Linked DNA regions of Homo sapiens: region 2 is linked to region 1. A link is an interaction called in ENCODE POLR2A ChIA-PET data of the cell type or tissue named here. Cell type or tissue: CD4-positive, alpha-beta T cell. All regions are shown on one strand. Each heading gives the region's core, and the rest is flanking DNA. Links, peaks and the distances in the headings are about the cores only.

Region 1 (13,656 bases), core at 1,650-9,649:
TGCCCAGCTAATGTTTTAATTTTTTGTGGATATGGGTTTTCGCCATGTTGCCCAGGCTGGTCTCAAACTCCTGGGCTCAAGCGATTCGCCCACTCTGGCCTTCTAAAGTGCTGGGATTACAGGTGTGAGCTACTCCTCCCAGCTGAGATTAACTCTACCTTGCGCTGAATGGGGCCAAGCAGCTGCTGAACTGAACATGCTCTGCCACGTGCCTGAGAACACCCTGCAAGTCAGAACCCCTGGCATCTTCCTGGGCTGGGAGATTTGCTGTGGAGTGGACTTTGCTCTGCTATTAACTGATTCAGTGACCTTGGATAAGTCTTTCATTCTGGCTCAACCTCAATTTCCTTACCCATAAAATGCATATAAATATACCTTCCTCATGGAGGTGTGGAGAGTCATAAATGATTTTTTTGTTTTGTTGGTTGGTTTTTTTTTTTTTCTGAGATGGAGTCTTGCTCTGTCACCAGGCTGGAGTGCAATGGCACGATCTCGACTCACCACAACCTCCGCCTCCCGGGTTCAAGCGATTCTCCTGTCTCAGCCTCTCGAGTAGCTGAGATTACAGGCACCCACCACCACACCTGGCTAATTTTTGTATTTTCAGTAGAGACAGGGTTTCACCATGTTGGCCAGGATGGCCTCCAACTCCTGACCTTAGGTGATCCACCCGCCTCAGCCTCCTAAAGTACTGGGATTACAGGTGTGAGCCATCATGGCCGGCCGAGTCGTACATGTTTAGAAACTAGTCCACACACCATGAAACATTCCCACAGTGTGGTGAGCCATCATTGTTCATCTTACGATCCCTACGCCCTTGAATACATTGATCTAGGCTCTCAGTTTCCCTGATATTCTCTCTCCCGGAGCTTCACGAATGTGCTTTAGAATCTAACACAGTAACTTGGCCAATTATCCTCAGAAAATCCTTTGACTTCCACCTGCTTTCTGCCAATTGTTCACTGTTCCCCACTCTTGGTCTCAGAGAGTGTGAGCTACTGAGCATCGGAGTCATGGGGTCAAACAATCCAGTCTCCCAGCCATTGGCATCACCTCGGAGGTGGTCTACTGGGGCCACAGAGGGAACCCCCAGCATATCACATGGGGAGGTGGCAGTGAGTGGGCCTTGAGCCCACAGACATGCTCCCGGGAAGGGAAGCGCAAAAGCGTGGCTTGGAAGGACAGTGGACGCTGACTTGGGAACTTCACTGTATAGTCTTCGCTAGATCTGCTGCCCAAATTCAGCCAGTCGTCCTTTGAGTCAGGGTCAGCAGATCAGTACTTAGTTTCATTTAAATTTAATGGACATCTAAAGTCATTAGGACCTCCTGTTCTTTACAATTCCTGATGGAAATGGACGAATGAATGAATGAATGAATGAACACAGCCAAGAGCATTACTCAGTTTACATGCTTAGGGCACCACACTAGCTAGTGATACTTCTAAAAACAGTAGCTGACATTCCTGGAGCACTCTCTGTGTGTCAGGCCCCACGCTTCACATGGATTGTCTCACTGAATCCTTATAATCACTCTATGAGACTTGAACTATTACCGCCCCCACTTTACAAACAGGAAAACTGAGGTTCTCAGAGAACTCAAGGTGTTTTCCCAGGGTCAGCAGCAGAGCTGGGGTTAGCGCACAGCTGTCTCCAAGGCCCATGGGTGTAACCCCCACATCACACCAGGGGTGAGAGTGGGATCCTTGTGTGGGCCCGTAGATATGCACTCCACACTACACACGCCAGACCACCATGCTGCACGTGCGTGCCTGCGAGCCCAGCAGGGTGATGTGAAGGGAAGCAGACCAGCACCAGCCCGCCCTGCCAGGGCTTATTCCCTGAGCCTCGAGGACTCACATGGTGCTGGAGGCAAGGTTTGTGTCCTCGTGCTTGATTTTCCCATCCAGGGCAATGCCTCTCCTTTCTCGATTGTTAGCCAGCAAGGGCAGCAGCGTCAGCGTCTTGGTCAAAGTGCTGTTTGGTGGCACTTTTTCTCTAGAGGAAGAAGAACAGAGGAGATTTATAACCATCAAAGCTGCCATGGACCCCATGAGCCCCTATTTGACATTAGGCATTTTCCAGGATCCACATCCCCTGATGGACCTCCTGGGAAGGTGGGTTCAAGAGCCTGGGAACTTGACTTACGAGAAGCAGAACAGTGCTTGTGAAATCTCAGGGTGGGCTGGCAGCAACAGGAGGATATTTCTTCAAGCAACTCAGCCTATTCTGAATTGCTGAATTTCTAGAATGTTCTATGGAGTTAATGAGACAAACTGGCTCAAGAGTCAGAGACCACAGCCTCCTCCTGAGACTTTGTGAACCACACGGTGGCCTGCAGAACCTTCTGGTTGGTGTCAGCAACGAGTCCAGGCCAGAAAGCCTCTTGTCACCAAAAACTGTCACTATAAGGGGGTCACAGTGTGACTGTGTGGTAAGTTGTCTAGAGGGGCAACGCAGGGACCCACAATTTGTGGATCACACAGACCGAATAGCTTGGGTCCAAAGCAGCACATGCTCTTTCTCTACTGGATCTTCTTCATCATCAGTCGGGGTATAGATTTCTCAACATCTGACAGATGGCGGAGACCCTGTGCCAACAGGCGGGTCTGGGATCCAGCTGGGGACACAGCAATGTGTGTTTCTCCAGGCAGACACACGGCAGCATGGCCAGGATCATGAAGCAGCCTCTGCGGCTGGAGAGTTGGCTCCTCCACTCACGTGCATGCTGTGTGCCAGGCCAAGTGCTAAGGCCTGTCCTCAAAACTCTCACCTTACCCTCATCAACCCCATACCAAGCAGGTGCTCCAAGATCCCCATTTTCCAGACGGGAAGTGTGCCCACAGTCACGTGGCTGCACACTCTCTGACAGCAGAGCCCATTCGTGCCGGAAGCACACCCTCCATCCTGTGCCTAGCCAGAACAAGGTGGGGTGTGGCCAGCATCAGGACCATTCTAAGGCTGTCCTGAGACAGCTGGAAGTCTGAACTGCCTCTCTGGGAAAGGACTTCCTTTCCCTAATCAAGTTTCCCTGGATAGGTAAAAGCAGCTGTCCCCTATCCTGCCTCCAGTGTCTACAGGAAGCTCTTTACAGAAATCTGCCAGAGCCCAAGGTGGCCCACATCCTACCATCTGGGTCCTGGTGGAACCTCTCTTAATGAGCGTAATTTGAGCATTGAAAAAAGCAGAAACAGCATTGTAAAGATGGCTGGAATAGGAAGAGGGCCCTTGGGGTTGGGCTCAGAGGATGGACTTTTTGTGTTTGTGCAGAGCTTGCCAAAGGACTATGCCAAGGCTCTGGGGCCACTCCCCAGAGCTTCAGGATGTGGGTTTGGATGGTGGGGAGCAGCTTGGGAGTCAGGTCTGTCCTGGTTCCGTGGAAGCCTGCCCACTAAAGCCCCAGAAGCCACAGGGCTCTGGGACGATGGCTCCTGCTCTGCAGCTTTCTGAGTGGCCTCTAGCTTCAGACTTGTCAGCATGGTCCAGTCCAGCTCCCAGGCTCCTCCAGCCTTTGGGGGACTTTGGAATGCTTTCCAGTTTCCTGGGAATCTTTGACCCAAAATGCACCCAACACTTTGAAAGAGGACCAGGTGATGGAATACATATTAGGGGAAAACTCAGCCAGGATCCTTTGCTCCCATGTTGCTGAGCACATGAGGAAAGGTGAACCAGGGCCAAGACCCCTCCAGGGCACAGGGATGTGCGAGGATCCCCTAAAGGCAGAACAGAGCCCAATCTTGGCAGAAAGGAGGCAGTGAGTGGTGGTTCTTTCCTGTCTCCCTCCCTTGTAGACCTACAGTTTGAATCTGTTTTGAATAACAGTAATAGTTTCTCCTAAAGTTGCCTTTTAAATATTCCCATATAGGCCAGGTGCGGTGGCTCACGCCTGTAATTTCAGCACTTTGGGAGGCTGAGGCAAGCAGATCACCTGAGGTCAGGAGTTTGAGACCAGCCTGGCCAACAGGTGAAACCCTGTCTCTACTAAAAATACAAAATCAGCCAGGCACGGTGGCTCACTCCTGTAATCCCAGCACTTTGGGAGGCCGAGGTGGGCAGATCACCTGAGGTCAGGAGTTCGAGACCAGCCTGGCTAACATGGTGAAACCCCATTTCTAATAAAAATACAAAAAATTAGCCAGGGGTGGTGGCGTGTGCCTGTAATCCCAGCTACTCAGGAGGCTGAGGCAGGAGAATCACTTGAACCCAGGAGGCAAAGGTTGCAGTGAGTCAAGATCGCGCCATTGCACTCCTGCTTGGGCAACAAGAGCAAAACTCCGTCTCAAAAAAAAAAAAAAATACAAAATTAGCTGGGCTTGGTGGCGGGCTCCTGTAATTCCAGCTACTTGGGAGACTGAGTCAGGAGAATGGCTCGAACCTGGGTGGTGGAGGTTGCAGTGAGCTGAGATCTCACCACTGCACTCCAGCCTGGGCAACAGAGTGAGACTCCATCTCAAAAAAATCTATCTATTACCTTATATTATCTTAAGGAATCAGTTGTCTTTCATCATTCCCCTACCCTAACCTTCCTCTAACCCTGATAATATTTTTTACATACAACGGTGCTTAGAACATGCCAGCAAGGCAAAGAGTTAAGACCTGGTCGAGCTATCCTCTCGGGGGGCTGGAGGTGGGAGATCATCGCCCCCCACTCCAAGCCATGTATTAAATGAATCTATTTGACTTTGTGGCACACAGCAAAGCTGGGCAGGTCTCTCAGGCCAGCATAAAGGAACCATGGCAGGATTCTCATTTGTTTTTGATTCTAACAAAGGGGAAAAGTCATTCACAACAACAGGCTAAGAACAGATATATTCTAATCCAGTTGTCACTGGTATAAGATTTCAATTTGAGATCAAAAGATAGGGAATCCTAGCCTGGGCTGACAGTTCATTTGACCATCTTCTGGGAGGTGGAAATAGTACCAAATTCCTAACAATTCATTCCAAGGATAAATAGAAAAAGCCAGCTGATCCCATGGTGACATTTCTGTCTTTATTTCTCTCCTCTGCGTCATTCTTTGGCTTGCATTAATCCTCAGAACTCCTGTAAGATGGGCACAGAGGGGTGTGGTAGATGCAGAGCTAAGATGCTAACTTTCTGTGCAGCCCTCGAAGGGAGAAAGAGGAAGGAAGTGGAAGGCTGGCGAGCTAGCTGAACATTCTAGTTCCTTCTTCAGCAATAAACGGCGAGAAACTTGACACAGAAGGCTGAGACGCCCAGGAAACGGAAACCCCAACAGCTACTCACTGCGCTTCCTCCATAGCCACGGGCTTGACGTAATAATCACTCGAGTAGAGAACCACATTGGCCACCTGTTCCACTGCAAGGGGAAGACGGGAGTCCGGTGGTCAGCACTGGTCCCCCAACACGTGCACTTTCCCTGCGGCCTCCCAGGGTACACGCTGGTCTCTCCTCTCTGATGATGGTTTCCCTCCACTTCCAAGGCTAGGCTTTCTCAGCCCTCAGCTTCAAGGCTGGGGTTTTGAAGTCCTGTCTCCAGGCCATTTCTGGTCACCCATAACCTGCTCTGTATCAACTCCCACCCATGTCCCCTAAGGCTGCAGCTCCTGGGAGACCCCTCCTTTCCCCTGCTCAGCCCTTTCTAACATCCTCCATCTTACTTCATGAACATTGTCCTTCCTGTCCTCCAAGAGACTAGCTAGAGGCAGTACAGGACTGGTTGGTGGGTGGAACGTGGTGGATAGGAAGGTGGGCCTGGAGCCAGGCTGTTTGGGTGCCAATCTTGGCTTAGCCACTAACTGTGGGGTGAATTATTTATCTATTCTAAGCCTCAGTTTCCCCATCAGTAAAATGGGGGTAATAATTGCATCTAACTCATAGGGACGTTGTGATGATTAAAAAGATGACTTTTAATCACCTTTAAAATTAAGCTTGAGGATTTTTTTAAAAAATAAAGGCAGGGTCTCCCTATATTGCCCAGGCTGGTCTTGAACTCCTGGGCTCAAGGGATCCTCCCACCTTGGCCTCCCAAAGTACTGGGATTACAGGCGTGAACCACTGCACTCAGCCAAAGTTTGAGGATAAAGAAACAATTTGTGCAAGGCATGCAGTACAGTGCCCAGCCTATAGAAAGCAATTAATATTTTGTTTTTAAAAAGTTAACAGCTATCCGGGTGCAGTGGCTCACACCGGTAATCCCAGCACTTTGGGAGGCTGAGGCGGATGGATCACCTGAGGTCAGGGGTTTGAAACCAGCCTGGCCAACATGGCGAAATCCCCATCTCTACTGAAAATACAAAATTAGCCAGGCAAAATTGGTGCACGCCTGTAATCCCAGCTACTTGGGAGGCTGAGGCAGGAGAATGGCTTGAACCCAGGAGCTGGAGGTTGCAGTGAGCCGAGATCACACCACTGCACTCCAGCCTGGGTGACAGAGGGAGACTGTGAAAGAAAGGGAGGAAGGAAGGAAGGAAGGAAGGAAGGAAGGAAGGAAGGAAGGAAGGAAGGAAGGAAGGAAGGAAGGGAGGGAGGGAAAAGTCTAGAATTCCTTAGTCTGCACGCATCAGGATTTCTGACCCTCATCTGTGATGACTCACAGGGAAAAGTGGTATATGACACCTAGGGCCACTGCTCACCCTGGCTTGCCCGGGAGAGCCCATTTTAGGACTGGAAGTTCCACATCCTCAGTCCTGGGCCCTGGGACAGTCACCCCAAGATGCATAAGTCTAACTTTGTCTTGGTCATTGAATGTTTGAGTTAAAAAGTGAACTTAGAGGTTACCCTCACAGGTCATTCCATCATGTCTTCCTCATGAAAGAGCCAAATAAGACCATTATATAAGACCCCCTGTGCTTTGATGCTTTTTGAGCTTAGTTAATGTGTGGGAACAACAGGCAGAAGGCACCTCCCCTGTAGGATATGGGAAGGTCAGCCATGACATGATGGCCATTTGAGCCGAGACAGTCACACTTCACCATTTACAAAGCGCTTCCATGTGGGACCTCCTTCAAGCCACACAAAGCCTGGGAAGGTAGACAAGGAGCCCCTGCTGTGGATGCCAGCTGGGATCACAGAGCCCACAGCATGAGTCCACAAATTAGGCCTCACCCACAACAATGTGCTGCATCTGTCAACCACAATGAGCACTGTGGGGCCCTCCAGGAAGGCATAACCATGGAAAGAGATCACTTGCCAGGAATTTTGTTCCAAGACAAAAACCAGCCGTAAGTGGGCAGGAAGTTGAATGAGATAACTTGTAAGGCCTTTCTCCCTCCGCAGTCCTGCTGCCTATGACAGCAGAGACAAGTAGCCAGTTCCAAGGACCCAGAAGGGCCTTATCAGACCAGAGAAGTGACCTCTCAGGAAACAGGATCAGAAATTCTAGAAGACTATGCCCTCTACTTCTGAGAAGAAGGTCCTACCGAATGCTTTAATCTTCTTCACGGTCTTCTCTGTGTTATTGGTGACAGTCACGGTCACAGGGATGGGCTCCCCATGGAAATAGATCTAGAAAAGTCAGCAGATAGGTCAGAAGAAGAGAACAGATGTGGCGGTGTCTTTAATCTTACTGCTTTCTAGATTCATCTCAATCCCTTTCACTGGAATAAAAGCGGCAGAATTTAAGGAAGATGAAGTGATAGCAATACATTTCTTCTAAGGAAGGGCCTGAAACACATTCCACCCATCTGTGGGAAGCTGGGGAGGGGAACAGAGTTCCGATCATCACATCGGAGGAGGCCAGGGGTCAGGAGGTTATGGGGGCAGGATGAGTGAAGTGAAAGGAAACCACTGGGAAAGCCAAGTGCTGGCATCCCACCCAGCAGAGCCCGTGTAACACAGCCCCTGGCACACCCACACACGTGTATACACACAGTGCACAAATGGCTGACTGCTGACCAGAGGAACCAGAGCCAGCCTTGGCCAGCAGCTCTCACCTTTTCCCACCATGACACCCCTAAGAGATGACATCACAGGTGACACTGCCATCCCACATGGTTTCTGCAAAACTTAAATTTCCCAGGAAGTGAAGAATTTGGGATACCACAGCTATTGATGCTCCATGAGTGAACAAGGCCCATGGAGGTGGACAGGACAAGGACAGCTGGGGGGCAGGTATGTGAAAAGCAGCGCCCCTTCCTTCCCCAGTCCCTCGGGACAGCCAGTGGGTGGAACGCAAGCCAGTTCCGTCCTCCTCTAAGGACCATGCTGACCAGCTCCAGGCTGTGAAAACAGGCCAGTCACTTACGCATGTTGGTGCTTTATCCTAGAAACAAGCTTCCTTGCAAGGCACCCATGTAGTTAAGGGCTGGGGCTGGTGAAGAGAGGGGTGTGGGGCCTGCCCCTAGGCCTGCTGCCCTGCGGGTAGTAGCGATGGTAGGTGGTTACCTCTTTGTTGAGAGAGACCGCAAGGTGCAGGGGCTTGTCAGACATGAAGAACTGCCAGGCCGCCTCAGCTCGGGGCTGGGGACCCATCTCAAGTGGGGCATGCTGTACTTTGCGGATCAGTAATCGCACGGAGCTCCTGTGGGAAACAGCCACAGACAAGCCAGGGATTGGCACCCAGGCCGCTTTAGGGAGGCTTCTGTTCTCTCCCCACTGTCACATGGAGATTCTCCAGGAATGCTCCCCATGGAGACAGGGTGGACGGGAAGAGGGCAACGACACTGGTCAGAGCCTGAGGCAGCCCTGACGGTGGAAGAGCCTGGGGGTCTGGGTCCTGGTCCCTTCCCTGTGGGGGAAGCTGTGGGGCCAGGCAACATCCCGAGGGCCAAGCTTAGCCCCTTAGGCTCCGTGGATTCCCAGCTCTGCCTCCTGTCAGCAAGGCTAAGGTGTGAGGGCGTCAAGGGCCTCATGGAATAGCTGCCATATACATGCGAGCTCCATTACTGCAGCTCACTATCCTGCGCCTCCAGAGATGTGTACATGGGGCACAAGGAGACAGTGCGAAGGGCCAGGCGGAAATCTTGTTTAGGTAAAAAAAAAACAGCACAGGGGGTGGGAGAATGGGAAGGATGGAGCGGTAGGCTCAATGGTTGTAGAGTTCCTGCTCAGGCAATGGGAAAGTTTTGGGTATAGACAGCGGTGAAGGCTACACAACATTCGGAATGTACTTAAGCCACTGAATGGTACATTTAAAAGTGGTTAAAATGGGCCGGGCACAGTGGCTCACGCCTGTAATCCCAGCACTTTGGGAGGCCAAGGCGGGCGGATCACTTGAGGTCAGGAGTTCAAGACCAGCCTGGCCAACATGGTGAAACCCATCTCTACTAAAAATACAAAAAAAAAAAAATTAGCCAGGCGTGGTGGCGCACGCCTGTAATCCCAGCTACTCGGGAGATTGAGGCAGGAGAATCGCTTGAACCTGGGAGGCGGAGGTTGCAGTGAGCCGAGGTCACATTGCACTCCAGCCTGGGGGACAGAGCGAGGCTCCATTTCAAAAAATAAAAGAAAAAAAGAAAAAAAAGTGGTTAAAATGGCAAACTTCATGTTGTGTACATTTTACCACAAAAAACAAACAAACAAACAAACAAACAACAACAACAAAACTTCAACAAAGGGGAAACCCGGGAGCTTTTCGGGGCTTACGTGAGCCCTGGAGGTTGCTAACTTCCCTGTCATTTTCTTGTTTTCTTTTTTTTCCCCAAAAATGATCAACCTTTGACCTCCATCCCACATGCAGATGGTACCCCAGCCGTGCCAGCCCTATGGGAAGAGGTCTGTCCCACAGAGACAAGGTGGAGGTCGTCTCTTCTCTCCACCCCCACCGCAGACCCCTCACCTATTCCGCAACCATACTCTTACTTCTTGGGGATTTTGTCCTCTTCGGCATCGGTGCTGTCTGTGGCGAATGCTTTGACCTCAAAGTCAACCCCACAGGACTGTTGGGGAGAGAGAGCAGACAGGCAGCGATCAGCGACTCCCTCCCTGGGTGCCGGGCCAGAGGGCCACACCTCACACAGGGCACATGATGTGGCACTATCTCTTTTTGTCTTGGCCATGTCCTATTCGGGGTTGCACCATTTAGGGATTTGGAAGCATACTGACAGTGAAACAATTACAGTAGCGCAAGGAGTGTGCCATGGGCCCAAAGCCCCCAGAGGGAGGGGATCCACCTGCCCCATGAGCCCTCCTGCTGCCGTGGAGAGTCATTCACATCCTGGCTATCCTTGCCTCCTGCCACCTTGCACACTTAGGTGTCCCCAACTGTGATCCCATGCATCTTACTGACTTCCACTGCCTACAGCAGGGGCCAGAGGTACAGGCACTCACAGGGCCAGCGCTGGGGTCCAGGAATGCCCTGATAGGGTATGGAAACCCTGACCCCCATGGTCACCTGCTGTTCAGCGGCAGCCTCATGTGGCCAGGCAGCAAGGCACCCAGTGCGGGCAGCACGATTTTTTTTTTTTTTTTTTGGAGATGGAGTCTTGCTCTGTTGCCCAGGCTGGAGTGCAAGTGGCATGATCTCGGCTCACCACAACCTCCGCCTCCCGAGTTCAAGCAATTCTCTTGCCTCAGCCTCCTGAGTAGCTGGGATTACAGGTGTGCACCACCATGCCCGGCTGATTTTTGTATTTTTAGTAGAGTTGGGGTTTCACTAGGTTGGCCAGGCTGGTCTTAAACTCTTGACCTCATGATCCGCCTGCCTTGGCCTCCCAAAGTGCTGGGATTATAGGTGTGAGCCATCGCGCCCAGCCAGCTTGATTTTTAAAAAAGAAACTTCACGTGGAATTTGGAGTGAAATCTCCTAGTTTTTAAATTAAATAAAAAGACTTTTAAGCATTGTGTGGGCTGAATGAACGGATCTGCCAGTGACCTTCCCCCGATTCCCAGTGTGTGAAGCCCCTGGCCCCCAGTGCAAGCCCTTTGTAACCTCCCTCATCTCTGCACGTTCACATGCGTTGGGGAGCCAGAGGAGGGCACCGGCCTGCCCTCCACCACTGCCTGGAGGGGAAAGTAGAGCTGGCAAAAATTACAGGAAGCCAGCTCTGTCCATGGTGACATATGAGGCACGGATTTATTGGTTCTGCAACCAGGGAATCATAGCAGTCCTAAACTCTAAGTGGAAAATAAATATGCATCCTTCCCTGCCATCAGCCGGCCGTTGTTGAGCCACACCAACGCCTGTTCTGCTCGCCCACCTGGGCTTCTCAGCTGTCAAGCCCCCAGGCCCCCAGGCATTCAGGCACTTCTCTCAAGCTCCCTGGGCTCAGGGCGCACCCACTTTCCTGAAGCCCTGCAGCTGTGCTAAGACCTGCTCCTCTCCTAGAACAGAAAATAGGTGGTGCTTTGTTGGGCCTATACAGTGTTGTAAAAATCAAGAAAGGTCACCTAAAAATCTGAATTTGGGGTCTCTCTTATAGAGCACTATAAGATCTAACACAACCAATTCCATTCCCCATTGTTCTGTGCCCCCTTCTTCTGTAATCACCTCATCTTCCCCCATCTTGGCTGCGCACACCCCACCCCATTGTCCTGGACCACTAGCTTCGAGATGTTCTGAAAGTTGGATTTGTAACACAGCCCAGTAAACAGACACAAACGTGCAACAACTCTCCTGACACCATATTCAGCTTCACCATGTGTGACATACTCTGAGATTTTCCAATCCATTCCATTTTGTTCTGTTCTATTTTTTTTTTTTTTTAGATGGAGTCTTGCTCTGTTGCTCAGGCTGGAGTGTAGTGGCACAATTTCAGTTCACTGCAACCTCCGCCTCCCAAGTTTGAGTGATTCTCCTACCTCAGCCTCCCAAGTAGCACACTACCATGCCCAGCTAATTTTTTTTTTTTTTTTTTGAGATGGAGCCTTGCTCTAATGCCCAGGCTGGAATGCAGTGGCACAATCTCGGCTCACTGCAATCTCCGCCTCCCAGGTTCAAGCAATTGGCTGGGATTACAGGCACGCGCCACCATGCCTGGCTAATTTTTCTATTTTTAGTAGAGACGGGGTTTTGCCATGTTGGCCAGGCTGGTCTCAAACTCGTGACCACAGGTGATCTGCCCGCCTCGGCCTCCCAAAGTGCTGGGATTACAGGCATGAGCCACCGCACCCTGTCTGTTCTATTCTATTCCATTCCATTCTGTTCCCTTCCATTTTGGATCCACTACATTGATTTCACGAACCACTAACGGGTCAGATGTCGCAGATGCCCTGCGACAAAAACACTGCCCTTGTCATCACCTATCACTGCCCATCCCATAATCCAGTTACAGAAACTGCCTCTCTGTGTAGCTCCCTTCCTCATGAATCCCAGACCCAGTGGCTTAGAGGGCCTGAACCCACGGGTCCTGGCACCTCCTTCTCCTCCTGTCCCCACCGCCTCCTTCCATGCTGGAGCCCCGTCCACCTGACTCACTCCTCTCTCACACACCCTCAGTCCCCACAGCACATGCTTGGCCATCTCAACTCTGTTCTCAACTCTGTGGCCATAGTGACCATTTGGAAAGTCAGCGCCTGTCATTCACAGCCTGCCAATGGCTCCCATCTCATTCAGGCAAAAACTCAAGTCTCTACAACATCGACAAGGCCCTTCATGATCTGGCCACACCTCCCCTTCCACTCTAACCTCAGCTTCCCACTTTTTTTGTTTGTTGTTTGTTTTTGAGACAGGGTCTCACTCTATCGCTCAGGCTAGAGCGCAGTGCAGTGGCATGATCACAGCTCACTGCAGCCTCTGCTTCCAGGGCTTAAGTGATCCTCCTACCTCAGCCTCCCAAGTAGCTGGTACTACAGGCATGTGCCACCAATCCTGGCTAATATTTGTATTTTTTGTAGAGATGGGGTCTCGCCACGTTGCCCGGGCTAGTCTTGAACTCCTGGGTTGATCCGCCCACCTCAGCCTCCCAAAGTGCTGGGATGACAGGCCTGAGCCACTGCACTTGGCCTCCCCCTTTCATCCCTTGCTCCTCTCACTCAGCAGGCAACCTCCTCACTGCCCCCGGAACACACCAGGCGAGGTGCGCCCTCTACCTGGAAGGCTCTCCCCTGGGAGAGTGTGGCTTTCTCCTTTGCCTCATTAGAGACTGGCTTTAAACATCCTCAACACACATCCCACCAGATACTCCCCTTGTCTCTCACAAGCCTCTTGTTCTCCACAGCATCTGTGGCCACCTGGCATGCCGTGTAGTTCCTTGTTATTTGGGTTTACCTGGTGCTCTCGGTTAATGTGTGAGACTCATGGGGGTTGGGACTCTGTGATTTTGTTCACAAGGATGTTCATGGTTAATAACTGCTGAAGATGAGTGATGGGTTCATAGAGGATCTTTATACTGGTCTCTCTACTTTTGGGTACGTTTGAAATTTTCCATGAAAAAAAGCTATCTTTAAAAGTCTAATGGGCCGAGCGCGGTGGCTCACGCCTGTAATCCCAGGACTTTGGGAGGCCAAAGCAGGCAGATCACCTGAGGTCGGGAGTTCGAGACCAGCCTGACCAATGTGGAGAAAACCCATCTCTATTAAAATTACAAAATTAGCCAGGCATGGTGACCCACGCCTGTAATCCCAGCTACTCGGGAGGCTGAGGCAGAAGAATCGCTTGAACCTGTCAGGCAGAGGTTGTGGTGAGCCGAGATCATGCCATTGCACTCCAGCCTGGGCAACAAGAGTGAAACTCCATCTAAAAAAAAAAAAGTCTATTGAAGGAGCCAGTGCAGTGGCTCACACCTGTAATCCCAGCACTTTGGGAGGCCAAGGCAGGC
Region 2 (15,977 bases), core at 7,978-15,977, 89 kb before region 1:
GCCTTCCAAAGTGCTGGGATTACAGGCGTGAGCAACCACGCCCGGCTAATTTTTTGTATTTTTAGTAGAGACGAGGTTTCACCATGTTAGCCAGGAGGGTCACAATCTCCTGACCTCATGATCCGCCCACCTTGGCCTCCCAAAGTGCTGGGATTACAGGCGTGAGCAACCACGCCTGGCTAATTTTTTGTATTTTTAATAGAGACGAGGTTTCACCGTGTTAGCCAGGATGGTCACGATCTCCTGACCTCGTGATCCGCCCACCTTGGCCTCCCAAAGTGCTGGGATTACAGGCATGAGCCACCACGCCTGGCAGTTTGCAAATATTTTCTCCCATTCTGTAGGCTGTCTCCTCACTTTGTTGACTGTTTCCTTTGCTGTGCAGGAACTTTTTAACTTGTTAAAAACAGGAGCTTTTTTTCACTGCTTTTTTCCTGCATTGCTAATGCAGGAGCTTTAACCATTTGTCCACTTTTTGCTTTGGTTGCCTGTGCTTGTGGGAATTACTCAAGAAACCTTTGCCCAGTCCAACGTCCTAGAAAGTTTCCCCAGTGTTTTCACAGTTTCATAGTTTGAGGTCTTAAAGTCTTTAATCCATTTTGATTTGATATTTGCATATGGCAATAAATGGGAGTCTAGTTTCATTCTTCTGCATATGGATAACCAGTTTTCCCAGCACCATTTATTGAAGAGACTGTCCTTTCCTCAGTATATGTTCTTGGTACGTTTGTCAAAAATGTGTTCACTGTGGATGTATGAATTTATTTCTGGGCTCTCTATTCTGTTCCATTGTTCTGTGTCTGTTTTTATGCCAGTACCACGCCGTTTGGGTTAGTATAGCTCTGTAGTATAATGTGAAGTCAGAAAATGTGATTCCTCCAATTTTTCATCAGGAGAATTTTGGCTATTCTGGGTCTTTTGGCTATTCTGGATCCATATAAATTTTAGAATTATTTTTTCCATTTCTGTGAAGAATGTCATTGGTATTTTAATAGGAATTGCATTGAATCTGTAGACTGCTTTGGGTAATACGAACATTTTCACAATGTTGATTCTTCCAGTCCATGAACGTGGAGTATCTTTCCATTTTTTGTGTGTTCTCTTCCATTTCTTGCATCAATGTTTTGTAGTATTCATTGTAGAAATCTCTCACTTCTTCAGTTAATTCTTAGGTATTTTATTTTATTTGCAACTACTGTAAATGGGATTACTTTCTTGATTTCTTTTGCAGATTGTGCACTGTTGGTACATACAGAAATGCTACTGAGTTTTGCATGTTGATTTTGGATCCTGCAACTCTACTGAATTTATCAGTTTTAATAGTTTTTTTGGTGGGGTCTTTAGGCTTTTCCAAATATAAGATCACATCATCTGCAAACAAGGATAATCTGACTTCTTCCTTTCCAATTTGGATACCCTTTATTTCTTTTTTTGTTGTTGTTTGATTGCTCTAGCTTGGACTTCCTCACAGAAGAAATACAAAATGGATAATAAGCAAGTAAAAAGCTGCTTAATCACTCTAGTCATCAGAGAATGCAAATGAAAATAGCAATCTATTTTTTGCCCATGGGATTGGCAAAGTTTTAAAAGATGACTATCCAGTACTGACAAACATGTGGGGGAAAAAGAGTTCTCCTCAAGTACTGACAGGAGGTAAACAGGGTATAAACTTTTTAGAGAAAAAATTGATAGTGTATATCAAAATTTTCAAGGGTCATAACCTTTTACTTAATTTTGTTTTATAATGATTATAATATAGCGATGGAGTTCCAAAGTCAAATCTACAAACAAGGTAGATTTAGAAATCTAGCTTTTATATCTCTCCCCTATCTTGGTTCCCATAGGCTGCTTTACCAAAAAAGAGAGAGAGAAAGTAAGGTTTCTCCTTCCATTTTTAAGATACATGCAAACATGTATATCACATTGTCCCTTTTGTCAACAGTAGCATGGACACTTTTCTCCACCTTTGCCTTTCCATTTAATTACATATCCCGGCCATCACTCCTTAGCAATATCCAGGGCTTCCTCATTCTTTCAACAGTGGCACAGTACTCCACTGTATAGGACTCAGCCAGCGCCCTATGGATGGGAATTTTGTGCTGTTTAAAATTCTTCTGCGATTTCTCATAGTGTTGCCGTGAATTATCTTTACAAGCATCTTTTCCTGTTTTTACCAGTGTATCTCTGGGGTAAATTCCTAGAAGTAGAATTGCCCTGACAAAGAGTAAATGCACATGTAATTTTGCTAGCTATTGCCAAATTATTCCCACAGGGGTTGTACCATTTTGCATTCTCACCAACAGTGTTAGGAAAATGCTTGCTTCCCCATGGATTCAAAAACAAAATATGTTATTTAACTTTTAGATTTCGGCACATCTCATAGCTTTAATTTACATTAAGAAGACCCAATTTAGGAATACCCAATTTAAATTATTAAATGACCATGTTTCTGGCTCAGAAACCATAGAAAGTGCTTTACAGGGAGATTCTCCAGTGACTAAGTTTCACCGCAGAGGGGATAAATGGAACTGGGTCGCCACTGCATGGTTCGCTTCTTCTTCCACATATCCTGGGTTGGTGGGAGAAGAACACCTGGGGCCGGGCTGGGCGTGGGAAGCAGCAGAGCTGGGAGAGAGTGAGGGCGAAGGAGAGACGGCAAAGGCAGGCCCGGAGGGGCCGTCTGCCTTCTGCCCTGCTGCTGTTCAAGCTTGAGAGCACCACAAACAGCCCCTCTCCCTCCAGAGGACACCCCCCGGCTCAGCAGATGCTGGCTAGGTGTCTCCTCTAGACTGGGGATTCTAACAACATGGTGAGCAAAGTTCCTCCCCTCACAGAACTCACAGCGTGGAGAGGCAGGCAGATAACTATTTCCCACACTGACTCAGCCATGAAGACGACAAAGTGGGCCCTGAGAGTGGGACTCAGGGAGTCTCTGGACAGCCACTGAGGGACGGTCATGGGAGACTGGGAGCTGCCAAGGCCGAGTGGGTGCATGTCATCGGCACCGTCCCTGTCTACCTATCAAGTCTGAGCACACGTCCCGAACTGTTCACCCTGGGTGAGTTTTAATATTTGAACACTTTTGTCAGCATAGTAAATATAGTAAGAGAAAGATAATATACCTTACTGTGCATAACTCGGGGATTATATTAGGAGTCATGCAACAGGATATTTATAGAAGACAACAAGGAGATGTTTTAGGTCCTGAGTCTACTACTCCCACGGCAGCCTTTACGAGCTGAAGTGCCAACTTTGCTCCAGAACTCAGCCTCAGCGTTTGAGAAGATGGATCTTTGGGCCCACCTGACCCACACACTGAAGGAGAGGGTGTACTAGAATTGCTTTGTGGGTATTGGGCACTACTAGACAGCAAATTATAGACAAAAGCATTAGGTTTAAAGACAGTGAGTTAAGATACAAGTGACCAATGGCATCATTGCCTTCACCTGTGCTGTTGTTTGCAGACAATAAACACTGAGCAACAGATAAATGTCAGAGAACCTGGGTTTTGGCTTCTAAGGAAAAAACAGAACAACAACAACAACAACAAAAAAAAACCTCTTATTTGTGCCTGTTCTGTTGTGAAGAAGCCTGAGAGAGACCCAGATCTGAATCCTACCTGGCCACTGATAAATTTGCGAAATGGGGGCAGACCCTCTTTGCTTCTCGTCAAGAAAAGTGATGCTAGAAGCAACCTGCAGGGCTGTGGTGGGACTGAACAGGACCAAATGTGCACAGGGCCTGGCACATTCCCTGAGTCTGAAGCCCTTGCTAGCTGTGTAACTTAGAGCAGGTGCTTCTCCGCCCTGTGCCTCCACTGCCCCATCTGAAAACCGGAGCTATTAAGAGCAGTGTCGCATCCTAGCCTTGTTGTTGTGAGGTGCCAGTTGGTGCAACCTGATAATGTTCTGGGCACTGTCACTATCGGTGCTACCTTGGGGTCGAAGCCCTCAGCTTTGATGTCATCATTTGACACTGCTGAGACCCCTTTCCCATGTGAGCATCTTTCTTAAGACTGCTCTGGTATCAGTGGTCCACTCTCCCAAACCACAAGAAATGTCACAGGAGAGTCCCACCAAATAAGTCAGAATCCATCCTTCTTAGCTGCCCACAGAGGGGACACAACTGGGCCTGCCTTCTCTATGTCGGTCCCCAGCTGCACACAGGAGATTTGCCATGACTCACACTTCCATGCCATGCCTCCATCTTCTCAGCACACCCCTCCTGGCGAGCTCCAGCCCCCACACCAACCAGCAGGCACCCCTTAGGCAAGGGCCCACCTCCTCCTCCTCTGGCTCCCCTCCTACTCCTGTTCCCCTAACACCAGCCACAGCCCAACCTCTGGTAGGGGAGGGTGAGTCTCTTCGGGAGGCTGATTCTGGGGGATGTTCTGAGCAGCACTTCCTATTCAATCCCTTGATTTGGGAGACAGCATGGGTAGGAAGGACCCAGGCGAGAAAGCAGGGGCTAGATACAGGCCCTCAGGCTATGCCTTCCTGGCTGCTCACCCTGCCCACCAGGGCAGGTGGCAGGGTGCAGGGAGATGCTCTAAGGAATACTAAGAGCATCCCTATGTCTGGACTGCAGCCAGTATCATAACTACTGGCAACCAAGGAATGGTGTAAAAAAGCTGAAACTATCTCCAAAATCCAGCCTTCACAAAGAAAAGTCTTTGGAGACTAAAAGATGGCTCATATTTTTCAAGCAAATGTATTAAATAAGAAACAGTTCACACCCCTGAATCAACTTAAAAGATAATTGCAAATCAGAAGCAGGGCAATAAGGCTGGGCGCAGTGGCTTACGCCTATAATCTCAGCACTTTGGGAGGCCGAGGCAGGTAGATCACTTGAGGTTAGGAGTTCGAGACCAGCCTGGCCAACATGGTAAAACTCCATCTCTAACTAAAAATACAAAAAATAGCTGGACGTGGTGGCATGTACCTGTAATCCCAGCTACTTGGGAGGCTGAGTTGGGAGGATCACTTGAACCTGGGAGGCGGAGGTTGCAGTGAGCCAAGATTGCACCACTGCACTCCAGCCTGGGTGACAGAGTGAGACCCTGTCTCAAAAAAAAAAAAAAAAAAAAAGCAGGGCAATAAACTGAACTCAACAGGACAAATGAATGACATCCCAGGGATTCAAAAGGCCAGGCTGCAGGACGTCCCACCAAGAGAAGGAGCAGAACTGCATCAGAGGTGACTGCATGGAAACCTACACACTGGAGAGAGAAAATATCCTCAGATCTTGATGCTTGATGACTGGAGAAAGAAACGTGATGTCACAGAGGAGGAGTGGATAAAATGGTGGATGCATTTCTCACAGAATCCTGAGGCAGGCTAGAACAGCCATAGACAGATGTGAATTTTTACACACCTGCTGGAATTCTCTTGAGGGTAACAGAACTTAAAAATCAGTAAGAGCAGACAAACTAATAGTAAAATGGACGAAAGACTTGAATAGCTATTTCACAAATGGCCAATAAAGCACATGACCCGGTGCTCAATTTGATTAGTCATCAGGGAAGTACAAATTAAAGCTACAGGGTGATGCATCTCTCACAATGGCTGAGCTGTAACAGACAGTATCAAGTGCTGGTGACAGTGCAATTTGGTGCAACTACTTCAGAAAACAGCTGAACTTGTATATACCCTGTGACTCAGCAATTCCACCCACGCATCCCACAGAAATGCAAACGCATACCTTCCTCATCAAAGCATACGAGAATGTTCATAGCATCACTACTCTAAACAGGCCTACAGTGAATACACTGTAGTATACTCATACATTGGGAGACAAGCAATAATGTAATGAATCTTACAACAGCGAAAGAAATAAGCCTGACACAAGACGACATATACTCTGTGTAATTTCCTTATGCATTACATAAAGTTAAAAAAACAGACATAACTAATCTATGGTATTAGATGCTAGCTTCTCCTAGCAGCTGCTTTGACAGGAGGGGCACACAGGAGGGATTCCGGGGGCTGCAGTGTTCTCCGTGGTCGGGAACATGCATCAAGCTGTGCGTCTGTAATGAGTACACTCCTCCATGTGAATGCTGCACCTCAGTCAAAAAGGATACAGAACTTGGGATTTCTCAAAAACACATAACCACATAACTCAAAAGAAAAGTGTGCAGAGCTGCCCAGACTCCTGCATAAAATCTGGTTAGAAAATAACTGTACAAGAGACAGGGAGAGAAAGGTGGAAACATGAATATGAATATGAAATATGAAGCATGAATATGAGAGTCTGGCAGCACTATGTTAAAACAGTGTTAGAAATGGATTTTCAACGTTTATGAAAAAACGCTGTCTTATAAGGCAAATGCAAGTTAAAATTAGGAGATCCCATTTTTTAACCTACCAGATTCACAGAGATCAAATGTTTTATAATATGGTCTACTGATTCTCATACACTGGGGCAAAAATTAATACAACCTCTATGGAAACCATTTGGTAAAATCTGTCAGACTTGAAAATATACACCTGTGTCTCAACAACCATGCTTCTATAAATTTATCCTCTCCTGTATCTTCATGAGAAATCACATACTGTATATACAAGGTTATTTGTGGCGGCATTCACTATAAAGACAAAATATTTGAAACCAAACAAATAGTGATCAATATAAGGCTGGTAGAGACTGGCTACAGTAATGACAGTACATTCATATAACAGAAAACTATGCAGCCACTAAAACCCCTGAAGCTACTCTACATGTTCTTATATGGAACAACCTCTAAGACACACTGTTAATAGATAAAAGCCAATTGCAGGAAGAGTATGGGTACAGAGAAAACACTAATATTAGTCACCTCTAACTGAGAGGACCTCTGAGTGGCTGGGAAACACTTTATATCTTTTTAGCCTTAAGATTTCTGTACCACTTGCATGTGTTGCCAATCCAAAAATGAGCTATTAAAAAAGAATAAAGTCGGCCGGGCACAGTGGCTCACACCTGTAATCCCAGCACTTTGGGAGGCTGAGGCGGGCAAATCACGAGGTCAGGAGATCGAGACCATCCTGGCTAACACAGTGAAACCCTGTCTCTATTAAAAATACAAAAAAATTAGCCAGGCGTGGTGGCGGGCGCCTGTGGTCCCAGCTACTCAGGAGGCTGAGGCAGGAGAATGGCGTGAACCCGGCAGGTGGAATTTGCAGTGAGCCAAGATTACGCCACTGCACTCCAGCCTGGGCGACAGGGTGTGACTCCATCTTAAAAATAAATAAATAAATAAAAATAAAGTCTTACGTTTATATGTTAAGGATTAAAAAAAAAAGCTTTAAAATTCTATTTGAAAGAACAATTTTGGCTTCTATTCTTGATTCAAGTACATGATTTTCCAAGAGAAATGAGAAAATACCTTGCTACTCTAAATGAGTTGCCAAGCCAGACAAAATGTCCTCCCATGTCCTGGGAAGAATTAGCCCAGGGGGTTATTAAACCGCAGGGAGTGATCTCTGAGAAATCATGGTGAAAAAGGAGACATACTGGAGACATGCAGACGTGATTTCTCAAATGGAAAAGAGGGTGGACTCTGGCTTACACACACATGGCAGCTGATAGAACAAGGGACAGTTTGGCTAATATGGGCGAGGCACAAAGAAGGTCTCGGCAATCCACCGCGTGTTTTCCAGGTTATCTGCTCCATTCAGCTTCTCCACAACCTGACGAACCCGGCTGAGGGGCCTGCTCACAGTCCCACAGCAAATGAGCTGATGTGGCCAGGACACCAGGCAGGGGGGCTCCAGGCGGAGCCCTGGACCTCCATCCCGCAGCCTCTCCTCATCTGGGTGGTGCCTCACACCAGGGCCAGTGGGCCGGAGGCAGGGAAGCAACTGGCACTCACCACGAGCTCTCCCAAGCTCACTCAGTACAAGCGGTGTCTGGCACATTTCATTTCCGTTTTGGCAGGGTGACTGGCTTGGAGGATCAGCACAAGGACGATACCAACATCTCATTAAGTCATCTGACTAGTTGTCCCTCCCACTCTGACCAGGTTTCCCAAGAGTTCAAAATAGAAGGTGGAGAAATAAGATCTGGAGGATAATGACAAAGGCAGTTCACTGATTGACATCAGGCTGAATCACAGCACCCAAATGGCTATGTCCTGTCCAACCATTTCTAACCATGAATTTGGACATGCAGGGATCTGGACGTGGATCTCATTCATAAATGACACTTTAAATGACAAAAAAGATCAAAGTCCAGCAAACTGTGTCACGCTGAAACCACAGGCCAAACCAAAAGGGCCTAAGAGTAATTAATGTGAGGCCCGGGGACCACAACGGTCCAACGGTCATGACGAGCGAGCAGGGATGGGTAGAGGCACAACATTCTGAATGGACCCCCTCTTCACTTTTCACGGGTCCAAATTCAGATGACAGGGAGGTACTTTTCCCCACTCCTCTCACTGAGAACTGAAAACCATGGGCATCAGAAAATCAACACAAAAAGACCCTGAAAGGTAGAGAGAAGATGGCAGCCTGACAAGGGTCTTGTCCAAAGGGATGACACTGTGGTGGCCCTCTGGGTTTTCTTTTTACCTGGTATACCCTAGACTTGGAGCTAAAGAAGCAGCAGCCGAAAACAGTGATGGATACTGGGGGGGTGGGTGGAAAGCCCCAACAAAAGCCTGCTCTTCCAGGCCAAGGATCCAGGAAGGGGGCAGTCAGACAAGACAGAAACTGACAACGGCAGTAACACCCACCTTACTCCAGCCAGCGCCACAAGAAAAAACCATGCCCACCCCACTCCCAGGCCGCAGCTAGGCACTCCAGCACTCACCTAACAGAGTATCCAGAGGAGGCCAAGCTGAGAGCCGGGATGTCTCCTATACCACCTGGAAATGAGTCCTCACCCCCGACAGCACAAGAGGATATGCAAGCGGCAAATAAGCACACAGAAGATACTCAACATCCTTAGCCATCAGAGAAACACACTGAAACCACAACCAGAGAGCCCTACGCACCTATCACGATGGCTACAACAGAAACTAGTGCCAACACCACCTGCTGGAGAGAATATGGAGAAAGTGGATCTTACTGTTGGGTGGGATGTAAAACATTACGGCCACTCTGCAAAACGGTTTGGCAGTTTCTTAAAAAACCAAGCATGTGACTAGCATATGACCCAGCAATTACACTCTTCAGCATTTATCCCAGAGAAATGGAGATTCATGTTTGCACCGAAACCTACCCAGGAATGTTTACAGCAGCTTTATTCATGATCACCAAAAGCTGGAAACTATTCGGATGCCCTTCAGGGGGTAAATGATTAACAAACTGTGGTACACCCGTGGAATACTACTCAGTAATAAAAAGGAACAACCACTGATAAGACTCATCAACCTCAATGAGGCTCCAGGGAATTACGCTGAGTGAAAAATCCAACCCCAAAGGTTACATACTATAAGATTCCATTTATATCACATCTTGAAAAGACCAAATTATAGAAATGGAGACCAGATGAGTGTTTGCCAGGGGTTACAGAGGGACATGTGTGAGGCTGTAAAAGGGCACAAGGAAAATCTCTGCGGCTTGGAGGCTACCCATCTCCACTGTAACGAGGTTAGTATCCTGGGTGTGACATTGTACTGGAGTTGTGCAAGAGGTTACCACTGCATGCAACTGGGTAAAGGGTACAAAGAATCTCAAAATAAAAGCTTTAATTAAAAATAAGTAACCACCATCAACAATATTTAAGTTTAAACTGGGAAAACCAAGGAGTAACTCCAGAACAATGCTGTGTTTCTTAAGGACAAGGGCGTATGTGGGCAGCGCAAGTTAAAAGTGTAATCTTATCTAAAGTCCTGTATTTGTAGTTAGTGCAACCCATGAAACATCTGACGCCAAGAAAATATTATGTGGACACAGCCGACACACCTTTGGTACACATTCTCAAAGAAAAGGACCAGGTCCTCTATGTCAGGAGGGGTGGGTAGAAATGCCAGCTGCCCCGCCTGTCCCTGCGCCTGAGTCCAAGCACACGCAGGAGTGTCATGGACCACGCCCTCCGGTTGAGCTGCTCATTTTGCTATGGGCTCTGACACGTGGCCTGGGTACTTGAGCCTGCACAAGGCAGGGCCCTGGAAATGGAAGGTTTCATTTCTAAACACAACAGTGCTTGAGGAATCAGTGGAGCTATGTAACCTGAGGAGCTCAGCCATGAAGAGAGGATGTCAGAATCGCAGGCTCCTGCCCTCAAACAGTAGTGCACTTCCTGGGTGGGGCGGGCCAGCCCAGCACCCACTACGGCAATACCAATGTATGCTCTGGGAGTGGCCGAGATGGTGCCAAGACAAGGCCCCAAAAGAAGCTGCCTCTGCAGCCCCACAGCCCACTGGCCATGCCCCTCGGGGGTCCTACTACACACTTAGGGGGCCTCAAGGTCCTTCTGCCACTGCCTCCCAGAGACCAGTAATTGTCCCATCCCCCCAACCTCCCAAGTCAGAAACTGCTCCCTCAACTTCACCTCCTCTCTCCTGTGCTATCTTCATCATTGGGCTCCAAATTCTTTCTTTCTTCCTCAGAAATAAATTCAGGCAGTCTTTCACTTGAGCAAACAGAAAAGATTCCTGCTCCTGCGGAAGTTACATTTGAATGCAGGCAGTAAATTAAAGACTTATTAAAGAAGTGAATTACACAGCATGGAGAGTAGTAGCTGGTGACAAGCCCTATGGAAAAACGGGAGACCAGAAAAGAGAGGTCTGGGGGCCAGGGGACTCCACAGCAAAAACGGGGAGGAGGCGAGGAAGGAGCCAGAGACTGGAAGGAAGCAAGGAAGGAGGTGGGAAGGGCTGAGCAGAAGCAGGCGCGTGGTGCGTGGCTGGGGCTGGCATCAGGAAGGGGGCCAGGGGCCAACCTGCAAGCATCAGGACCACAGAGGGCCATGCAGGTGTAAGAACTTTGGCTTTTACTCCACGTAAAATAAGAAGCCATGCAAGCTCAAGTTTTGAAAGCATCATTCTGGTTGCTTTATTGAAAGCTGACAGTAAGATGCAGGAAAGAAGGCAGGAAACCTTTTGGGAGGCTCCTCAGTAACCCCATCACGAGATGATGGTGAGGAGAGTGGGCAGGCTCTGGATGTGCTCTGAGGACAGCAGACGGGACAGGGTGAGACAGAGAGGAGTCCACAGTGACCTCCGAGCAGCTGGCTGGGTGCTGCTCCCATCCCAGGAAGGGGACACTGTGGGTGGAAGCAAGCTTTACAGCTGGGGTGGCGGCAGGGCCAGCAGGTCCGTGTGGACATGCTGAGGGCACGGTGTCGATTAAAGTCTCAGCAATGTCCAATGTCTTATCTCACTCATGAGGTCTTCATCTTGCCCTCAGTTTGGTATGTTAAAAAAGAAAAACTTAAAGACACTATAGAAATGAGATCACTCATACGTGACCACTGCTGCTGATAGTTCTGGAGGTAATTTGACGATCACCAGTCAAGCTGAAGATGCACACACCTGGCAATTCTATCCTTAGAAACACATTCTAGAGAAACTCTTGCCCATGTGCCAAGAAGACGAAGATAAGCATATTCACAGCAGCACTACTGATCACAGGGAATCTGGGAAAGTGTACGTCCACAACAGGACGTCTTAGGTACTGGAACACTACAGAGGCCACGAAAACCAGCATCGTGGGCCTCAACTCAGGCCGCGCCTGTCAGGAGCTCTGCGGTTCATGCCTCGTTCCCCAGAAATTCTGATTTAACTCCAGGAATCAGGAATCAGTTGTATTAAACCTTGAACCATTTAACTAAAGCTAGATGTAGCCACAGGGATAAATCCAGGAAGCGTAATGCTGTGGCTGTCCAGTCTGATAACATTTATTCGACATTTCAGAACCAGTTCAACAATGCTATATACTGTTTATGCCTACACACACTTATCAAAAAAGTATATAAACATGAAAACAAATGACAAACACCAAAGTTAGGATGCCCCCAGGGAAGGGGGAGCAGGAAGAAACGAGGATAGGAAAGAGAATTCCAAGTGCCTCTGTTATATCTATTATGTTTATTTCTCAGGCTGGAAGCAGTCATAGCTGGGTTCATGTGTTACTTTTTGAATGTTTTAAATGTTTTGGCACAAAAATATGCTAACATGCCCAAGCCAGAACTAGAGACACACACAATATAGCCATGCCCTATATTTGTAGTTTAGCCATACGGAAGGTTAACAGGTCAGCCTGAAACCATGCCAGTAGCCAGACTCTGCTGAGGGAACTGGGGGAGGGGAATCTCCTGAGCGCCTGAGCCTGGAATTCACTCCTTTACCATCCCAACCCCTTTATGCAGGGTTCCCAGGGCTTTTATACACCCCACCAGGCCCCTGCCGACTGCCACGCGTCTCATGGCAGACACAACTGTTCCTAATTTGTCTCTCAAATTTCTCATCCCAGAGTCAATTCCTGAATCCCAAATAGCTCGAGTGTCTGAAAACAAGGTGGATGCTTCATGAAGGGAGGAAAGGGAGGTCCTGGCGGGACCACTCAGAAGGGAGCTTTTAGAGGAGAACAGCAAAAACACCTTCCCTCCCAACACACACCCCTCCACAAACCACAAACCAACATCACACCCTAGAAACCTCAAAGCACACAGGGACAGGTCCTGCACCGTCGACAGACAAGGTGAAAATCCACCCACACCCAAAGCAGAACAAATCTGGGCTCTGTAGTGCTTGCTTTGGGGGACTGGAGGGAAATTTTCCCGTGACAAAGCTCAGACTGTAGGAATTCACCACACACAAGCCTCTTCCACCTGCAGCTTTCTGTCTGGCCAGGTGAGAACCACAGAATGTTTCTAGCACATGAGTAAAGTCACACCACAAAGCCTATACCTTAAAAATTCCAGCCTTCCATTTCTAAGACATACAAGCCAAGAAGCAACCCTCTGGAGCATCTTACAAGGAAGCTCAATTCCTTCCGCTTAATTCCAAACCCTGACCTTGAACTCACCACCCAACAGCCTCCCAGTATGATGGCACACTGTCCCCTGGGGCTCTTACCTGCTGCCCTTCCTGCTCAGAACAGTTTCCAGCTGCTCCACGTGTATCAAAATTGAAGTGACCCAGCACAAACAAAAACTGGGTGTTAAAGTCAATGGGCAAGAGCCTACAGATTACGAAGTAGAGCAGGAACGCTGGAGCAGCAAATCAGTACCGTGCAATCAGCCACCAACCAAAAGAGGGGCAAAGGGACGGTGCTGGGGGCAGGATGAGGCACTCGGAAACACTCTGCTAAATATAGCTCCTGGGCTGCAGCGCTTGGAAAGGTGGCCGAGAATAAGCATCTGGCGCCCTGGGTCATTTCTGTCACTTCCTGTTACTCACATCCTGCTGTTCCGATGCTGCCCGAATCCTGGATTCCCCGTACACAATTCCCTACCTGGAAGCCCCCAGAGACAGACCATTCAAAGCAGCTGGGATGTGCGTAGACAACAGACTTCCTCACAGAGCACCACACAAAACACAAAAATAGACACCACCACACAAACAAGCTCTTGGAGTTCCCCATATAGAAAGAGCCTGAGTGCCCAGGTCCGGGTGAGCTCCGCACAGCACTGTGTCAGACCCCGCCCAGCCCACCAGCTCTGCACGCTGCCCTGTCTGCAACCTAAAAGGGAACGTGGGCCCAAACAGCTGTCATGCACTTCCTCTCCTGGGCTGCATCTCACCTGCAGCCTCAGAGCAGCTTTGGGGGGAAGGAGGGGGTCCCCAGCATGACAACTGACAGGTGCCACCCACAGCACAGTCAGAGCAAGGCATCCTCCATCTGACCCACTCCTGCCTCCCCAGGAACTCAGGAAGCCCAGGTATGGAGCAAAGCCAACTTGGCAAGAAGTTAAAGTCACATGTAACCTACCAGAAGATAGGTTGTTTTAATTTATTTATTTTTTTAGAAACCCATAAAGTAAAATGAAGCAAAAAGTGAAAGTTCTACTTAAAAATGAAACGTGACAGAAATATTGTGTTACTTACCTATTCACTATTTCAACAGTACTTCATTAAGCTTGAGTTATGTTCAACTGTGAGAAAACTAGAGATTGGGGACTGCCATGGTTGGCGGGGGGGCCTCTGGCAGGAAGGGAATATTATTACCCATGAAAGGCACCCCAGATGTAGAGCTGGTGCCCCAACATGGGCTGGCCATAGTCAACCAGCATGCAGAAGGCAAAATACAAACAAATGTGGTTTCAATAGCAAAACGCTGGCAGCACCTCAGTCTCCAGACAGGGGGCTGGTGAAGTAAGCTCCAACATGCTCACACAATGGTATGTCACAGGCCCATAGTCATGGACACAGAAAGATGTTCATGAAGTAATAAGTTTTAAAAGCAGGTCATAAACTAGTCTGTATAAATAATCCAAATTTTTGTAAAACTAAAGTGTATTTAATAATATTCACAGAAAAAGGCCCCATAACTATCTGTCCATATCAGGGTTTCTCAACCTCAGCACTATTGACATTTTGAGCCAAATAATTCTTTGTTGTGAGGCTGTCGCACAACACTGTTGTGCCTCTGGGGACACTGAGCAGCTTCCCTGGACTTTACCAACTAGGTGTCAGCAGCACGTACCCCTGCTCTCCATACCCACAACTGTGACAAACCAGTGTGGAGTCCCCAAATGTCCTCTTCAGGCCAATCTCACCTCCCCCACTGCCTTATCCCTACCCATGTTTGAGAATCGCAGGTCTATATAATAGTGTTTAATCTAGAATCTCAGTGATAAGACTTTTGAGTGGTTTTTGTTTGTTTGGGTTATCTGCACTTAATTATCTATAATGATACATGTTATTTGTATTAAAAGGGGAATTAAAAAGAATCTTAGCATCAGGAAAACCTTCCAGGTATTTTTGCCATAATGCAATTTTTGAGTTCCTAAAAACCCTCATACTCTACAAAAGGGCACAATAAAAGTAAAAAGAAGTCCCATGGGAATAGGTAAGCTGGGGCAGGCCACTGAGAACTTATGCAAATTTGTAACCAAGCATCAAGGGAACAACAGCAATATTAAATGTTTTTAAATGAACAAATTTTACCACATAAACACTACAGTAAATACAGAACTGCACCTTTTAAAAAATGCACAAGGGGGGCTAGGCGCAGGGGCTCATGACTGTAATCCCAGCCCTCTGGGAGGCTGAGGTGGGCAAATCACCTGAGATCAGGAGTTCAAGACCAGTCTGGCCAACATGGTGAAATCCCATCTCTACTAAAAATACAAAAATTAGCCAGGCGTGGTGGCGGGTGCCTCTAGTCCCAGCTACTCAGGAGGCTGAGGAGGGAGAATCAGTTGAACCCAGGAGGCAGAGGTTGCAATGAGCTGTGATCGCACAACTGCACTCCAGCCTGGATGACAGAGCAAGACTGTCTCAAAAAAATAAAAAATAAAAAAATGCACACAGGAACTAAGACACAGTAAGCAATTCCAAGGCAGAGCTTGCGGCTGCAATGCACACCGTAGCAGGAAGGTGGGAGAAGTAAGACCAGAAGCTTCATGTCCAGGGCTGTGCTCCTCCTGGGCTGACTGCATCCTGCGTTAGTGACCTTGGCTTTCAGTAGCTGGGCTGCTGGACTTCTCGCTAGAGAAACAAACCACAGCAGGAGGGCAGAGTACCTGCATCCTTCAGCTACTGAACAGAAGAAACAAGGAGCTGAAAGACCTCGGAGTCCTGGTGACAAGGAAAGGCAAACCAAAGGTCCCTGGTAGTAAGTCTGGAAGGGATGGGGTGGAGGGAGAGAAACGGGAATGCTTTGGCATTCTTAAGTCTGACAGCCACCACGCTGTCATAATTTATCCATTTTTCTCTGGGATTAACTAATGGTAAATCTGCATATACCCAAAGGCGTCTATAGTAACACTGTAGTTAACAAGTAAGTATCAAGAGGAAAGTAACAAGATGAGAAGGAAAAAGAGTTTCATAAGCTACCCGAAGCCCTTGACACTACCATCCACTTTTTTGGTCACTGAAGGTCAAC

Evidence for each region. Peaks named below come from ENCODE experiments on the same cell type or tissue, not always from the same donor. Only the 100,000 strongest peaks of a DNase experiment are listed, where the experiment ranks them.
Region 2: POLR2A ChIA-PET joins it to region 1 with 15 read pairs; 8 of 35 experiments call an interaction of 5 or more read pairs at or near these places.

What each region holds. Positions count from the first base shown.
Region 1 is chr2:233,323,302-233,336,957 of GRCh38, reverse strand. It overlaps SAG (S-antigen visual arrestin), which reads right to left. Exons shown (of 16, transcript NM_000541.5): 7 at 9,761-9,837; 8 at 8,345-8,480; 9 at 7,381-7,465; 10 at 5,246-5,318; 11 at 1,859-1,996. Among named protein-coding and RNA genes, the nearest start is that of SAG, 22 kb to the right of the region's middle. RefSeq lists enhancers at 6,699-7,480, 7,511-8,342, 9,640-10,617. In CD4-positive, alpha-beta T cell, for the core only: no CTCF peak of the experiment used is centred there; a DNase peak (open chromatin) is centred at 5,207; H3K4me3 peaks cover 430 bases; H3K27ac peaks cover 3,061 bases.
Region 2 is chr2:233,416,448-233,432,424 of GRCh38, reverse strand. The region is part of intron 3 of DGKD (diacylglycerol kinase delta); the gene reads right to left. Among named protein-coding and RNA genes, the nearest start is that of DGKD, 70 kb to the right of the region's middle. RefSeq lists enhancers at 5,428-5,722, 4,991-6,190, 10,088-10,237, 13,328-13,527 and a silencer at 13,028-13,137. In CD4-positive, alpha-beta T cell, for the core only: no CTCF peak of the experiment used is centred there; DNase peaks (open chromatin) are centred at 8,954, 10,214, 12,624 and 13,564; H3K4me3 peaks cover 4,729 bases; H3K27ac peaks cover 6,440 bases.